2 separate regions of the Mus musculus genome follow, and region 1 is linked to region 2. Evidence: chromatin loops called from intact Hi-C (ENCODE). Cell type or tissue: left cerebral cortex. All regions are shown on one strand. Region 1 has its middle 9.7 kb from the start of Etnppl. Region 2 holds the start of Gm36373 (a long non-coding RNA gene).

Region 1 (8,000 bases), 86 kb after region 2:
AATTTCTATTGAGTGCATAACTGGATACTGTTGTCAAGTTGTAGATTTTTACTTTGGGCCACAGTGGCTCAGGGATGACTGTGCTTGGAGACAGAGCCTTTAAAGGGGTGTGTAGTGCGCTCATCTGTTTGGGGGTTCTTAAAGATCTAGGACACCTGACATGAGAACACAGAGGGAACACCATGGAAACACCCAGTAATATAGGCACCTTCAGGCCAGATTAGACAAAAGTCAACATGACCACACCTCGATGATCTCAGTTGTGCTAAAGTATGGGGGTGTGCTAAGACCCGGGACCCTACTATATTATTCGCCTGATTGCTCTGAGTAACAGGCTAGTTTTATGCCAACTTAATACAAGCTATAGTTATTGGAGAGGAGGAACCTCAATTAATCAAATGCTACCAGAAGACCAGGCTTATAGATAGATAAGCCTGTAGAACATTTTCTTAACTTGTTACTGATGGGGGGAGAGCCCAGAGCATTGTGGGTAGTCCTATGTTCTATAAGAAAGCAGACTGGACAAGTCCCAAGGAACTAGCCAGTGGGCAGTGCTCCTCCATGGCCATTGAATCGCATTAGTACCTGCCTCCAGGTTCCTGCTCAGTTTGGGTTCCTGCCTTGGGTTCCATCAGAGAACTGTGAGTAAGGGTTTATAAGCCTTTCCTGCCCAAGTTGCTATTGGTCATAGTGTTTCACAATCATAGAAACCCTAACTAAGTAGCAGTCTTCCTTTTCTTACTGCTTATTGCTTTTCCTTTCGCCGTTCACACTGTCCAATGGGTCTGCTTACACATAGGGCACCATAGCTCTTTGTAGGTTTGAGGGTCTGACCTCGGCGCACTTTCCTGAAGAAGTCTTTATCTGAGTGTGTTGCAGTCTCATTGGGCATTAAGTTTTCCCTCACCTCTTTCTCTCTTTCTGTTGTTTGCTTCTGCTCAGCCACACCAGCCCACAGCTATGAAGCGCTCTTGGTGCTTGCTTCTTTTGTGGACACAGGGTCCCATTATGTAACCCAGACGACTTGGGACTTCCTACATGGTCCAGGCTGGCCTTGAACAAATAAGCCCCCTGTCTAAGAAATTCCCTTCTCTTATTTGTATGTCCTCTGAGTTTACCTAAAACTTGTTTTTCATCCCTTTAGTTATAATACAGTGGCTCGTTGGAATCTGATTCTTTTTGTTTGCAGTAGTAGTAGCATTTGTCCAGAATACTGTCTAAATCTCTTTTCTGTTTAGTCAGATACTAGAGAATGGATACTTTATAGAAAAAAAAATTCATTTTGGCTAACAGTTTCATTAGGCTAACAGTTCTGAAGGTTGAAGGACCACATTTGATACTGGCCTTATTTTGATTGTGATGGTTCGAATGAGAAGTATACCTGTAATCTCAGACATTCGAGTATTTGGTCCACAGGTGGTGGTGCTGTTTGGATAGGTTTAGGAGGCATGGCCTTGCTGGAGGACGTATGTCACTGGGGATGGGCTCTGAGGTTTCAAAGTCATTCCTGATTCTGATTCATTCTCTCTGCTCCCTGCTGAGAGCTATCTGCTTGCTGTTTCAGTCCCGTGCCTTCTACTGCTGTGCTTCTCTGCCATTGTTCCTGACAGACTATTATCTCTTTGAAACTGTAAGCGCAAATAAACCCATCCTTCTACAACTAGCCTTGGTCATTTTTGGTTACTGCAACAGAAAAGTAACAAATGCGTTATTAGAGTCCCAGGTCAGCACAGGGCCTCACCTGTCAAGAAATAGCACAGATTTATCCATCAGGTGTCTGCCTTTGCAAAGCCACTGTTATTTAATCATGGGGGCTCTACTCTAAGCCCCAAGTCCACATTAGATTTCTTCTGTGTTAACCTCAGAGTGGGGATTTAATTTCAGCCCATGAAGCATGGTTTAGGGGAATGACTTCCTCAACTGTACTAGACTACAAACATGGCAAATAGACCTTTGTGAAGACTGTGAAATCAGTATGTGTCAAAATGTTGCTAAATAGCCCTTCTGCAAGGTGATGCAGATTCAAATTATCTGGTACTTTAATGGGGCAACTTTTAAATATATGAGAGGGGTATATTTAAGGCAATAATCTTAGACCCTTAAAGCTTAGGAATGGAAAAAAATCTCTTTTTCTTCATTTCCCAATGCCCATTTATTCTAGAACCTTCAAATTACTTTATTTTGTATCTCAGTAATCACAGAGAGTTTGAGAGACTGAAGGGGAAAGTGTGAGCTGGTCTCTAGAGTTGAGCAATGCTTATCCTGGACATCTGTGCATTCCAGGACGACTCTCAGGTACTAGGGATTCTTCCCTTAGGATCTCTAACCTCAGGGCTCACCGTGACCTAGAGCCTGCCCTTTACTTTAGGCTCAGGGGAAGCTTGTGTCTCTTAACTCCTGGATAGGCAACTTCTCTACCCATTGTGCATCATTAATGCATTTTTATCCCTTTACTGTTGCATGGAAGATTTAAACATAAATTACCCATTTACATAGACAAGCTCATTTGTAAGTACACCATAGTGTCTGTTAAACTCTAGTTAGAAAAGATTTACTTGTTAAGAAAATCTCAACCCAGGGCAGAAATACCATGAGGATTATATGATGATAGACCATGAGGATTGTATGATAGACCATGAGGATTATTATATGATGATAGGCCATGAGGATTGTATGATAGACCATGAGGATTGTATGATAGGCCATGAGGATTGTATGATAGACCATGAAGATTGTATGATAGACCATGAGGATTGTATGATAGACCATGAGGATTGTATGATAGACCATGAGGATTGTATGGTAGCACTCTTTCTTCAGTTTGAAAACTGCTTAATATTCCTCCTTGGATCTCCCAATGACATTTTCTTTGGGTCTCTCATGCAGACTTAGTATAATGCTAAGTACTATCTGAGTACTCCTGGGGTTGATTTTATGTCTATGCAGATTGCAGGTACCTTAAGGGCAGCAGCCATGTGTCAACAATCTTGTGTACTATGTGTGCTGAAGTTGTCTACTAATATAAAGAGTAGGAATTGACAAATATGTGGAGAAAATAGGAAAAACATGAAATGAATCTCACCTTTTGAGCATAATGAGGTCATTTATATTAAGTGAATTTTTAGATCTTGCTATCAATTTGAAGTAGTGACTTTGCTGACATTATTATCCTAAAATGCATACATGATTAATTTAGTTTTGAAATATTAAGGCTTCAGCAATCCCCAGGCAAGTCCTTTTGCTAGCTTGACTAGAATAAATATTGGTTTGCAGTTTATGTATTTTAAAAATCTTTAAATTAAAATATAAATCTTCATCTTATTTACTGCCCAGATTTCTGGATTTTATCAAGAGCATCTTTTTTTTTTTTACTGGAGCAATGTACAGATTAAGTTGTATTTGAACCTTGTTTTATTTGTACCTGGTTGCAAAAACATATTTTAAAAATATATTTCTTTTAAAACAGAGGACATCATTTATGAGATAAAATATATACGTAGAGGTAATACATCGCAAATGAATGAGTTAGACTCAAGGTCACTAACTTTAGTAGGACTTGAAGATATCTCAACTCTTACACTAATCATTCATTATATGTATGCTTAGAAATTTGAGCTCAAAGGCTCTCTCTCAAGAAAGTACAGCTCTTCAAGGCATGCAGGGTCTGCCCTCTATTGGTGAGATGTGCATAGAGTGCTGGTTTTGGCCTGGGGAGTTAGCTTAGTCAGTCAAGTATTGTTGTAGTGTGTGCTTGTGATCTCAGCACTGAGTGGGAGGAGACAGGGGGATTCCTGGGGCTCACTGGCCAGCCTACACAACCAGATTGGCAAGTTCTAACCAGTGAGGGACCCTATCTCAAAGATCAAAGTGCACGGTGTTCAGGAGAATGGCACCCAAGGTTGACTGCTGGCCTCTATGTACATGCATACACAGGAGCACATTCACAGGCATGTATACACACACACACACACACACACACACACACACACACACACACACACATGCATACTGTACCATGTTTAAAAAAACTATTTTGTACCAAATTGAAATCAATTTTATTGGCTAGGTGTAGTGTTTATAGTAAGTCAAGTATACCCTTTTATAACTCAAAAAAAAATCACACTATGATGTTTCTAGTGTGAGACTTGAAGATATCACTGGAGGGGCTCAGGTAAAGCCAAGCCAAAGAAACCAATTGTGAGGTATTTTCAGTTTCACAGTTGAGAGAATATTGTATTATTATTGTATTGAAACCCAACAACTCTGTAACCATAATGCTCCTCTATAGCAACGAAGGAAGGCAGTGTCTCATTGGGTTCACTGTTTCAGGGGCTCAGTCTACAGTGGCTTCACCCCATGCTCTTGCGCAGAGGGTCACTATGGCAGGAGTCAGTGTGGAGAAAGTTTCTTTTCCTTCTTGGCTATAGAGAATAGAGTGAGACAAGATACCCCAGGATAGATCTCCAGTGACCCCATCCCATCTCCCACGGTCTCCAGAAGTTCTCAAGCTAGTCCCACCCACATGGGAAACAAACATCCAAACATGGGTTCCTGCAGGGGGGACAAGTCGAACTCAGATGACTCCATATAGCTACTGCAGAAGTCTCAAACAATGGAGTGGGAGTTTTAATTAAAGGAGGGATAAAGTTCAGCCCATTTCCCTCAGAGATCACATATCCTGTTTTTATGAAGGGTTTTTTTTTCCCATCCTTTTCCTATGCTGGTGGCTGTCTAAGAGTGAGTACTGTTATTAGTTATTAATGAGATTGTTTTTGTTTGTTTTTTGTCTTTCTGACAGAGGAGGGGAGCTCAAATGCAGGGCCTTGCATACTCTAAGCCTGAATTCTACTACCAAGCTACATGCTCAGACCAAGTTTCTAAAAATTTTGGGCTATCCAATTTTCAGTTCATTGCAGATATAACAATTTATTAATTTCTAATTTAGTCATAACTTTATAACTAGGTCATAAGTTCATTGAAAAATTAAAGTCTAGGTGAAATCCCTAAAAATCAATATATAAATTTGTAATTAAGTACTCAACTTTTTATTTGTTATGTGATCTTTTCACTTAAAATTAACATGTGAAAGTCTTAGGGAGGAAAAATCTTTTTATGTATTTCTTCCTATGTAGAAGAAAACCAAATTTTAATGTATTTCTCTTCATGAAGTAAAAGGTTCAAGAGTGGGCTGCAGTTCCCAGCTATGTTTCCACGTGGATATTTTCATCATTTAATAACTGTCTTTGGTGATTACAATTTAAAGTTGTGAACTACCTACTTACCAGTTTTAGTTAATTGGCACGTAGGCCTTTGCACAGTCTGAAGGAAATTCATGTGTCAGGTATGTAAAGTTGCTACCTAGTTCAAGTGGGTATATAATTTCCTTTATTATGAATCTCCATCTTAAATTTTGTTTCAGTATGAGGGGTCAAACCTAGGGGTTCACCAGTGCCAGACAATTGTGCCACTATGGCTGACCTCCACTGTACTCTTGAGCTGTTCAAGCCCAGCTTTGTGGAGACACATGGCAGAGGTGAAGTCTTTTGTTTTTCAAGTGTTGGTTGTAATTCCTGGACTATCAGGCCATATTTCTCAGCAGTTGGCTGGGTCTCATATGATTTAAGGGGGATAGGAAATTAAACTACCTCATTTGAGTCTTGTAGTGTCTCTTGTTTTTAGTTACATTGAAATTACTGCAAGAAGGCCCTGTGAAACCATGAACAAGATGGCTTGTAAAAGAAAGCATTTAATTTGGGGCTAATGGTTTCAGAGGGTTAGAGTCCATGGTCACCATGGAAAGGAGTGTGGTGGCAGGCAGGCGTGGTGCAGGAGCAGTAGCTGAGAGCTCACATCTCAGTCCACAAGAAGGAGGCAGAGACCTACCTAGGAATGGTATGGCCTTTTGGAACCCCAAAGAGTGATGCAAGTAACACACCTTTACCAAGACCACACCTCCTTTACCAAGACCACACCTCCTTTACCAAGACCACACCTCCTTTACCAAGACCTCACCTCCTTTACCAAGACCATACCTCCTAATTGGTCCCAAACTGTTCCAAGTATTCAATTATTTGACCCATGGAGGACATTCTCCATCACATACCACATCTGTATTCTACTCTTTTTTTTTTTTTGCCTTCTTGTTATGACTTAAATTGTGGCCCCTCTTCCTCAATGATATTTGTAATGTTAATCTTGGTTGTTAACTTGACTACTTCTAGCAATAACTAAAACCCAATCAGCTAGGTGTACCTGTGAAGGGTTTTTGACTAAATCATTTGATGATGGATATCCTAAAAGCATAGCAAATATAAAATTTTACACACACACACACACACACACACACACACACACACCCTAAACAGGGTTTTCTCATTTAGTGAAGGTTGGCCTAGAACTTACTGTGTAAGTGAGGATGGCATTGAACTCCTGATCTTCCTGTTTCCTAGGACTGTGAGTGTACACCAACAGGACTAGTTCTCCTAATTCTCCTGGTATAGTTTAGAATGTGGATTGCACACATCTATACCACAAGAGTGGTACCACATTTATACTACAGTCTCAAGGCGGAATGGCATAGTATATGTGTTTTTTCCTCATATCTATATCTTTATACCTTATTACATATTTATAAGTGTATATATTTCCATAGATATTCACATTTAAAGGTTATTGATGGTGTGTGTGTGTGTGTGTATGTGTATATGCCAGTGTTTACAGAGGCTAAAAGATTGGGTCCATTAGAACTGGAGTCACAGGTGTGTGGTGGTTTAAATATGATTGGCTCAGGGGGTGGCACTGTTAGGTGGTGTGACCTTGTTGGAGGAAGTGTGTCATTGTTGGCATGGGCTTTAAGAGCTTCCTCCTAGCCATCTGAAAGCTAGTCTTCTTCTAGCAGCCTTCAGATGAAGATGTAGAACTCTCAGCTCCTCCTGCACCATGCCTGCCTGGATGCTGCCATGCTCCAGCCTTGATGATAATGGACTTAACCTCTGAGTCTGTAAGCCAGACCCAATTAAATGTTGTCTTTATAACATTGTCTTGGTCAAGATGTCTCTTCATAGCAGTAAAACCTTAAGACGAGATGGTTTGACCTGGGTGCTGACAACTGAACTTTAGTTCTCTGTAAGAGCAGCAAGTGCTCTTAACCACTGAGCCATGGTCTAGCCACAAAATATTTACATTTGACACCTGGGCTCAGTGTTGTATTTGAAGTTTGCTGTCAGTTTAGCCACTTTAAATTGTTTTCCTGCTATCAGATTCACTCAACAAAGAGGCATGTGTTGGGCCTTTTGAAATGGGAAGTTCATTAAGAAACAGTGGCTAGTTCTGTTTGGGGTTTGATATATATGCAGAGGAAACAAAAACTATCTTTAATAATTATCATAGGTTCTGGTGTTCATTTTGGTCTTAAAATAGAAGGAGGATTCAGCTCTTTTCTGCCCGATGAAACAGTATTTGGGTCCTGTAGAGACTTGGAATCTCTAATCATGGATCGAGTCCTCCCTAACTACCTCTTTCTCTCAAGCATTCCCGAGAAAGGTAATTGAAACAATCCCATGATCCTCCGGTGCGAGGCTGGTAGTTTTAAGTAAGAACGTAGCGCTTAGCTTCAAATTCTGACTCTTACTGTGTTCTAGCTGTGTGAGCGTGGGTAAGTTCCTCTTCTGACCTTTGGATTGTGAATGTGTTGGAAGCGTTAACCAAGGTGATGGAATCTGCACGTCAGCATACGGCTTTAGCTCTGTTGCCTTGCCTCTGTAGCTCAGCGAGCCTTCCACTCAGTGAGTGGCAACCATTACTCAGCTCCTTACTGATGCAGCTCACAGATTCTGCCGAAGGTTTTTACATTCTATGTGTGAGTGTGAACCTGAGCTTATTTATGTGCAACATGTGTGTCCATGTGCAAGAAGGCATTAGATCCCCTGGGACTGGAGTTATAGGCGGGGTTGTGAGCCACTTGATGTGGGTGCTGTGAACCAAACCTAGCCTTCAGCAAG
Region 2 (8,000 bases):
ATTATTTCATTTTGTGCGAAAGGACGTTTTGCCTTTGTCTGTATCTGTGCGACATGTGTGCCTGTGAAGGCCAGTGGCGGGCATTGGATTCCTGGAAAGTGGAATTCCACGGTGGTTGTGAGCCACCATGTAGGTTCTGGGGATTGAACCCAGGTCCTCGAAGAGCAGCCTGTGCTCTTAACTGCTGAGTCATCTCTAGTCCAGTCCCCTTCCCATCCCCACTGTTTCTTAAGGTTGATAGTCCACAAGAGTAGGTCACACACTGCTTTCAAGAAGGACTAGAACAGGGTTTAACTGTCACCAGATGGGGCTTTGAAGTGCATATTCACATCACACAGCAGATGACAGGGACCTGTCCCTAAAGAGCCCCCTAGTGTAAGCCGGTGTCAAGGTGCCTGCCTTGTTTGGCTGATGTGGCCGCTTGCTGACAGTGATCCAGAGCCTGTCTATGCTGGGAAATTGCTTTCTTGTTCTGTTTTTGTTTGAATGCATCAGACCTTATGATAGGGAATGTCTAAGTCTGTGTGTACATACTCAGGGCTCTTTTTTATGTTATTCAGTCTGAGCATGTGTGGGGAGGGCAGCTTGAAGTGAAAGTTCTCGGAGCAGATGTCTGGGTAGATAGTGCAGGAGCAGAGAGTGAAGTGTGGGCAGGTTGCATTGGCTGAGCATTGATTTAGAGTTATCAAGGGTCTAGAAGCTGGAAAGGAGGAAAACCAAGCCATTAAGTGTTGGTTGTGCCACTCGAAGTCTCGGGGAAATCTACTTCCTACTTTACAGGTGAAAAAGCTTGACACACTAGATGCTACCAGACAGTTAACAAGACTAACGTGCTATATAAAAACAGTCTGAGAGACTTTTCAGGCCTCATGGAGTAACTCCATTTTATAGTTGAGAAAACGGAGTGAGGTTTGACCAGCCTCACCCAGTGAATAGTAAGGGTGCATCAGAGGGGGCACTCTGGGGGCCTCAGTGAGTTCCCGTGTATTCAGTCATTTGGTAGTGTGGGTAGTAAGTAGTACAGCATTTTTCAGAGTTTTGTTCTGATCCTGATCATGCCTCCATGGTATTAGATCTCAGGTGCTTATGGCAGAAGGGAGGGTTGGGACCTGAGTACCTCATTCAGTTCCTTAAAGGGGCTTCGGAGCGTCAGTGAAAGCAGCTTGATCTTTGGTGTCATCTGTGGGCACTGCTGAAGCCTGCAACTGCTTTCTGGACACTTGCAATGGAGGCAGATACCTTTGCAGTTTGGGGACTCAGGGTCAGCTCCAGGCATGTATTCCTGGCTTTCCCATGCCTCCTCTAGTATGACGAGGGGCTTTGAAATCCAAGCTAGTTTCCATAAAAAGGTTTAATTTTTGTTATAATTTTGAGAGCCCAAAGATTGCTTCTGTTAAGCTTAGCTTTATAGTCTTCATTTTTCTGCCCTTCTGTGTCTAATTGTATGTTAGTTTGCATTGCTTTGTGATGTTTTGGGAGGAAGGAGACCAGGAAGCCTGGTTATGTGTTATCACGAACCAGGGGTGATGCTGAGGAAGAGCTGTGACGTCATCAGATTCATAGTCGCCAGGCACTCTTGAATGGCTGCTTCCTGGTCGCCTTTTCTGATATGAATTCTCTTTCTGCAGGGGCTACCTGATGGGCTAGTGTCTTTTGAGAGGAAATCAGTGGATCCCGGATTTGCTCCTGTTAATGAAGTTTTAAAGGCTGACCCACTCCCTCCTGCAATGTGGAAAAGAAAGAAGAGCAGTGTAAACGCTGCACTGAGCGACACCCTAGCAAGCACAGCAGAGCTAGGACCGGAAGTCACGGGATCAGAGACAAGTTCATTACAGTATTTCCCTTGATGACCTACCCCAGTGTACCAGCTATGTTAAACGGCATTTTTTCTTAGTTTTTTATTTCTTAAAGAAAATATACTCCTCCTAAAACTTTGGTATTGAATAAAGTGATTATTTTTTACAAACCCATCATCAGCTTTTGGACATGATATTTCTGATTTTCAGAAATTAACGCAAATTGAGAAGTATATTGTGAGAGCTGAGATATTTGGACGATTGGCCAGTTCCTGCAGTGGTGCTTTAAATGGTGTGTGTGCTACTCTGCAATTTCAGATGCATACGGGAGACTTGTTTCCTGAACAACATGATGTATGAAAGGAGCAGAAATAAATGATTTTTCTAATTAACATTTTAGAGTGTGGACTTTTTGTTGTTTTGTTTCTGAGACAGGCTCTCACAGGCCCTGTCTGGTCTGGAATTTGCTATATAGACCAGGCTGGCCTCAAACTCTTAAGAGATCCACCTGCCTCTGCTTTCTGAGTGCAGGGATCAAGTATGCCACCAGAACCAGCCTAACTGAATTAACTTGATCTGTACGTCGGTAAGTTCCATCTTGCGTTGTTCCTCGGGCACAACCAGCATCTTCAACTACATCGTTAGGTGTCAGGTCCACAAGTGCCCTCTTCTCCCTCTCAGATGGGCAGACTCAGCCTGGACTGCAGTCAGAGCAAAGCCAGCATTCCGCAGGAAGTCGGGAAGCCTGTCGCCATCGGCCAGGAGGAGCCACTTCCCTACACTGACAAACCTGTTGCTGCATAGCCAAGCCTGCGCCCGACTCCAGACTCCCTCAGCCCCACCCCTGACCTGGTGTCCTGCTCCCTACTCTACTCTCTTCTCTGTCTCCATTTTCTTTCTTTCTTTCCTTCCTTCCTTCCTTCCTTCCTTTTTTTTTTTTTTTTTTGGTTTTCTGAGACAGGGTTTCTCTGTGTAGCCCTGGCTGTCCTGGAACTCACTTTGTAGACCAGGCTGGCCTCGAACTCAGAAATCCGCCTGCCTCTGCCTCCCGAGTGCTGGGATTAAAGGCGTGCGCCACCACTGCCCGGCTTTCCATTTTCTTTCTTGTTTCACTATTTTCTCCCACTGAACGGCTGCTCTAGCCCTGGCCGTGTCCAGTCTGTTTTCTCTTTCTGCTCTGGATTCTGGATGCTTCTCTTATTCACAATCAAAGCTTTAACCATACCATGGAGTGGTCATGCACAGTAAATGCGATTTCCTTACTGTGCCCCCTCGTATAGCGCATTAGGGTGCTTCCTGAGGCAGTGGTTCCACAGTTCCATGATGCAATCACAACGTGTACGCTCATCGGACTGGTAGTTTCTCATTGGCTGACTGGTAGGTGGCAGTCCCTTTCTCATTGGCTGACTGGAGGTGGCAGTCCCTTTCTAATTGGCTGACTGGGAGGGGCAGTTCCTTTCTCATTGGCTGACTGGTAGGAGACAGTTCCTTTCTCATTGGCTATCAGTAACATGTCCTGGACACATCTCTAGACCAGTCTGGTTGTATAGTTTTTCTGGCCAGGTCTTTTAGTTCTCTAACAGGCCGTGGCCTTCACTTCTTTCATAGCTCAATTCATTCTGATCATAGAATTTGTAAGTTTACAAGATTTGTCCCTCGGTTGAGTCTCCCACACCCTTCCAGTTCCAAAGGTGATCATTAGCAGCTCATTATTAAAGATTCATTCATTTACTCAGAGGGTCTTGAACATAGGATTAAGACGATGAACAAAGGCTCTGACCTCCAGCGCCGGCATTCGGTCATCAATAGATCAAACTGTTTATAAGCTGTGAGGTACTCAAGTGCAGTAGCCAGGACCAGTGTGGACGAGGAGACGGGGTAGCCGTGCTTTAAGCTCTGGGAAGGAAAGATGACCCAAAGATATCAGAGTTCAAGGCCTGATTCAGTATGCATACAGTCTCAGTTTGTTTGACTATGAGAACATCTTTTAAAGCCTTTATGTTAGGCAGACAAAAGCAACTGCAATACAGCAAGGTCCCATTTTTCTTTATTGATGGAGTAGTAACAGTTCCTTCTATGTACCACTAGGTGGTGCTATGCTAACGGTATGTTTCTGTTTCAAAAACTTGGAAATTAATTTCCAAAGCGTTTTTGAGTAATCATTTCTTTACCCAGTACAGTGAAATATTAATTTAATTAATATTTAAATCAATATTTTGAAGCATATACTTATATAAAATGTCTTGTTGGTAAAATGTACTGTGTTTATGTGAAGAAGAAGAAAAAAAAACAATACTAGGCATAAAGTATTTTACGGCAGCGTGAGCCGGCATCACAGTGCACTAGAAAGCTGCTACGACTTATTTGCTAGGCAGGTGAATGTAGAATGAGTTTTCCTGCCGGAAAGGAGACAAACTCATCTTTGACTATTGGCTCTCTTGGGAGAGGATGCTGACAAGTATAAAGTGGTTTTGTGGAATGTGAGTCGTCTGAGAGGAGAAGGAAGAAAGTGGATTTAGGAAGGATAAGATGGCAGGTGAAGTCAAGATGTCATTGGCTGGCAGGGCAGTATGGCTAGACACTGACTGGGCTGCTGTTGTGACCTGGGTTGGAGACCATCTCAAGACTGGCACAATTTGCCTGTGGAGCTGAGGTAGACCTGATAAAGGATCTGAGGTTGCCATCTTGCTCCACCCTACAATGAAGTCCTTCCTTCAAGGGAGCGCTGTGGCCGCTCAGCCAGCCTCCCCCTTCTTCTGTGGTCCAGGACCCACCCCACCGAGTTGTGCCACACAGGGGGCAGCTCTTCCAACCCCAGCTACCTAATCAAGATAATCTCGCCTAGACACACCCAGGTGATGTGAGATCTTACCAAACTGACAATGGAGATGAACCATTCAGATTAATAAAGAAGATAGCCTGTTTGTAGGACTATAAACGAGAGCCAGGGGTGGCATGGGCTTGTTATTTCAGCGATCGGGATACGGAGGCAGAAGGACTGAAGCCAGTAAGTTCCAGGCCAGGCTGGGCTACACAGCAAGATCTTGTCTCAAAACAACTGAAACCTCTCCCCGTAAGATAATAAAAAACGAGAAAAAAACAAAAACAGTAAGAAACGAAAAGAAAGAGTGTGCTGGCGATCACTGTTACTGTTTACTTGAGTTATAAAATGGGAACTAACACAGGTGCAAAGTTGGGAGAATATTGTCTGGATGGGAATGGAGCTGCTGTGAGTGCACGGCCGTTGTTTCTGTTGTATGCTGTAACCTTCCTAGCGCAGGTCGGTCTGCACGTAGAAATAAGAACGACACATTTACAGAGTCCAAAGAGTGAGTGCCAGATAATGAGTTCTATGAAGCTAGCTCCTGCCCAGGTAGCGCTTCAGCCCAGAGAACCCACAGGCTGAGATTCCGTACTGCTGGAGCCAAGCCTGCTCTCTAGTGCTCCACAGGACCTAACCTAAAGTTTGTGGGAATTGAACGTGGGTCCTCTGGAAGAGCAGTCAGTGCTCTTAACTGCTGAGTCATCTCTCCAGCCCCAAAGGTCAGTGTATTAAAACTCTTGCCAAATACTATTTTTTTAAATGTACTTACACTTTTCGTTATAATACTACGAGTTCTTAGTGGACCTGAATTTTAGCTCTTCCAATGACCAGCTGTGCAACCTTCAGCAAAATCCTTAGGTTTTCTGAGCCTCAGTTTCTCCTTGGAAACTGAAGGTAGCAATGCCTACTTCTTAAGTAAGAAATAAAGTAGAGCACAGCTTCTTGATATTACAATTCATAACAGTAGCAAAAAATTACAGTTATGAAATAGCAACAAGAATAATTTTTTCTAGTTTGGGATCACTACCCCGTGAGGAACTGTATTAAAGGGTCATAGCGCTAGGAAGGTTGTGAACCACTGCATTCGATGCTCTTTAAAGATGGCTTCAGAGCTTTCTCGGAGTTAGGCTCTGCCTCATTTTTATCGTTTTTATTTAGTATATGGTCGCACATTCTCCTCTGGGGATGGAGGGTGGGAATGTGCACATACAGTCATGTGGGATAAGTGTGATTGACTATAGAATGCCTCCACTTATGTTTACGTCCACTTAACAATGTTTTTGAGATTTATGCAGGGTGGAAAGAGTTTCTATGTGGTGTGACACCACTTGACTGAAGGCCAAGAAGCAGTCTGGTGTAATGGTTGGCTCTTCACAGAGTCTGTCTTCAGAGCCCTCTGTCAAGGATGAAGCTCCAGCAAACTCCAGTAAGTGCTTGTGTTGGCCACTGGTCCACCTCGGATCGTAGTCTCACAGCAGAGGGGGAGTGCCAGTCCAAACAGCTTTAGAATCTGACCACATCCGTGCACTGGAGAAGCTGTTAACCTCTGTTTTATTTTAACTAGCATGACTGTTTCCAAACAGGACAGTAACAATAGCTCTTATCCATGCATTTTATACAAAGCAACGGCCCTGCTCCCGTCAAGAAATGGGCATCATTTCCCTAAGCCGGTGATATGTGCTCACCCTGTGCCTGTTTTGATCAGACGATGGCACACGTGTCACTGTGCCAGTCCTGGATATTTAGCGGACCTGGCAGCTTCTGCTTCCTGCCGCTTAGAAGGCTGGTTCTTGGGATCTGCCGTCTGAAAACCCAGCTTCAAGATCATAAGTCCTAAACCACATGAGAAGCCGTTGGTAGCTGCTCCTGTCAACAGCAGCTGAACTTGGAGCTGACCGCTGTATCAGCTGCTGGCCCCGGGTGCTGGCCCCAGCTGCCCTCTGCCTGTAGCTGTGTGAGAATCGCCGAGGGAGAACCGCCTAGTGGAGCCCAGCTGGCTCCCAGTACATAACTCGGGAGCTAGGGCTAAGCTTGTTTTCTAAGGCTGTTAGGTTTGGGCGTGGCTTTTATGTGCTGAGATAACAGATGGAAACTCTGCTCGGCTTCCGGGACACAGAGGTGGCTGAAGAGGGGCCAGATCTTGAGATAGAGGTGAAAAGCGACTGGGAAGGGTTTCCAGAAAACCAGCAGGGACCCCGAAAGACGAGTGGGAAACTCAAGGCCCAAAGACTGGAAAATGATCTTGGAAGCTGGAACCAGGGGTCCTTGGTGTGGAAGGGTGACTGTTTTGCTAACGCTGTCTGCCTTTGCCAGCGTAGAAAACAGTTCAGCATGAACTCACGGGTCCAATAGAGGCGCCTCTCTGGCAGAAAGCGCGAAGATCAACTTTAGTTGAATTTGGTGGAATTGGAGGAGAGAGATGAGTTAAAGAAGGGATTGCCCAATTCCCAAATGTAGAAGAAATCGGAGAGAGCATTCCTTTCAGGCGATTGAATTCATGCTTTTTTTTTTTTTTTTTTTTTTTTTTTTTTAAATAAAGGGATTCTGCCTGCATGTATGCCTGCAGGCCAGAAGAGGGCACCAGATCTCATTACAGATGGTTGTGAGCCACCATGTTGTTTCTGGAAATTGAACTAAGGAACTCTGGAAGAGCAGTCAGTGCTTTTAACCTCGGAGCCATCTCTCCAACCCCTCATGTCGCCTTTTAAAAGTTAGAGTATCTGAGAAATTTTCCTTAGTCTTTTAAAAGAGACTTTCTTGTTAACATTTGTCGTTAACTGTTGATTTGCCACTATTTCTGTGTCTAGCTCACGAGGGTTCAGTGAGTCCTGGTCTCTTAGTCTTTTTCAGCTTCTAAAGAACCTTTGCTATATGTTGTCTCAACTCATCTCACCATCCTGGTACTGTAAGAGAGACATGGTTGGTTCCCGATACTGAGAACAGCCACAACCATCTTCCGTTGTCTCCAGTTGCAGGTCGCCTGACTTGATGCTTGCAGTAGGTTCCTTCCCCTCTGCGTGGTGAAGTATCACTACTCACTGTAAAGAGGGAGCACGTTGAGTCAGAGACACAAACATTAGCCACCGTGAAAACACCACAGGATCCTTCCCGACACTCCCTGTCCACCCTTCACATCACCCTTTGCTTTGAGGAGATAGCTAGCAATTTTAAACCCGAGGCAGATACTTTCATCTTACAAAGTTGCCAAGTCATTATCTGTATTACAGTCAATACTTTCAAGAAGAGGGCTGGGCTACCAGGCCAGTGTGTAACTTTTGATCAGAGCAGGTAACAGAAGTGGGACTGCAGGTGCTGGAGACTTTTTATTATATATGTGCATGTGTATCGTGAATATATGTATATGTATGTATATACTATGC

The links. A loop is a pair of places that touch in the nucleus more often than their neighbours do. Peaks named below come from ENCODE experiments on the same cell type or tissue, not always from the same donor. Only the 100,000 strongest peaks of a DNase experiment are listed, where the experiment ranks them.
Region 1: it touches region 2 in a loop (4-fold over the local background); 17 of 42 quality-filtered maps call a loop at or near these places.

The regions. Positions count from the first base shown.
Region 1 is chr3:130,603,829-130,611,828 of GRCm38, reverse strand. No RefSeq gene overlaps it. Among named protein-coding and RNA genes, the nearest start is that of Etnppl, 9.7 kb to the left of the region's middle. In left cerebral cortex, a CTCF peak has its summit at 3,663 (motif pointing left); a DNase peak (open chromatin) is centred at 3,679.
Region 2 is chr3:130,690,107-130,698,106 of GRCm38, reverse strand. Ostc (oligosaccharyltransferase complex subunit (non-catalytic)) reads left to right here. Exons shown (of 4, transcript NM_025509.3): 4 at 1,629-2,190. The coding sequence ends at 1,647. Gm36373 (a long non-coding RNA gene) reads left to right here and starts at 5,455. Exons shown (of 3, transcript XR_867641.2): 1 at 5,455-6,046. In left cerebral cortex, CTCF peaks have their summits at 380, 3,882 (motif pointing right) and 7,190 (motif pointing right); DNase peaks (open chromatin) are centred at 553 and 3,262; H3K4me3 peaks cover 549 bases.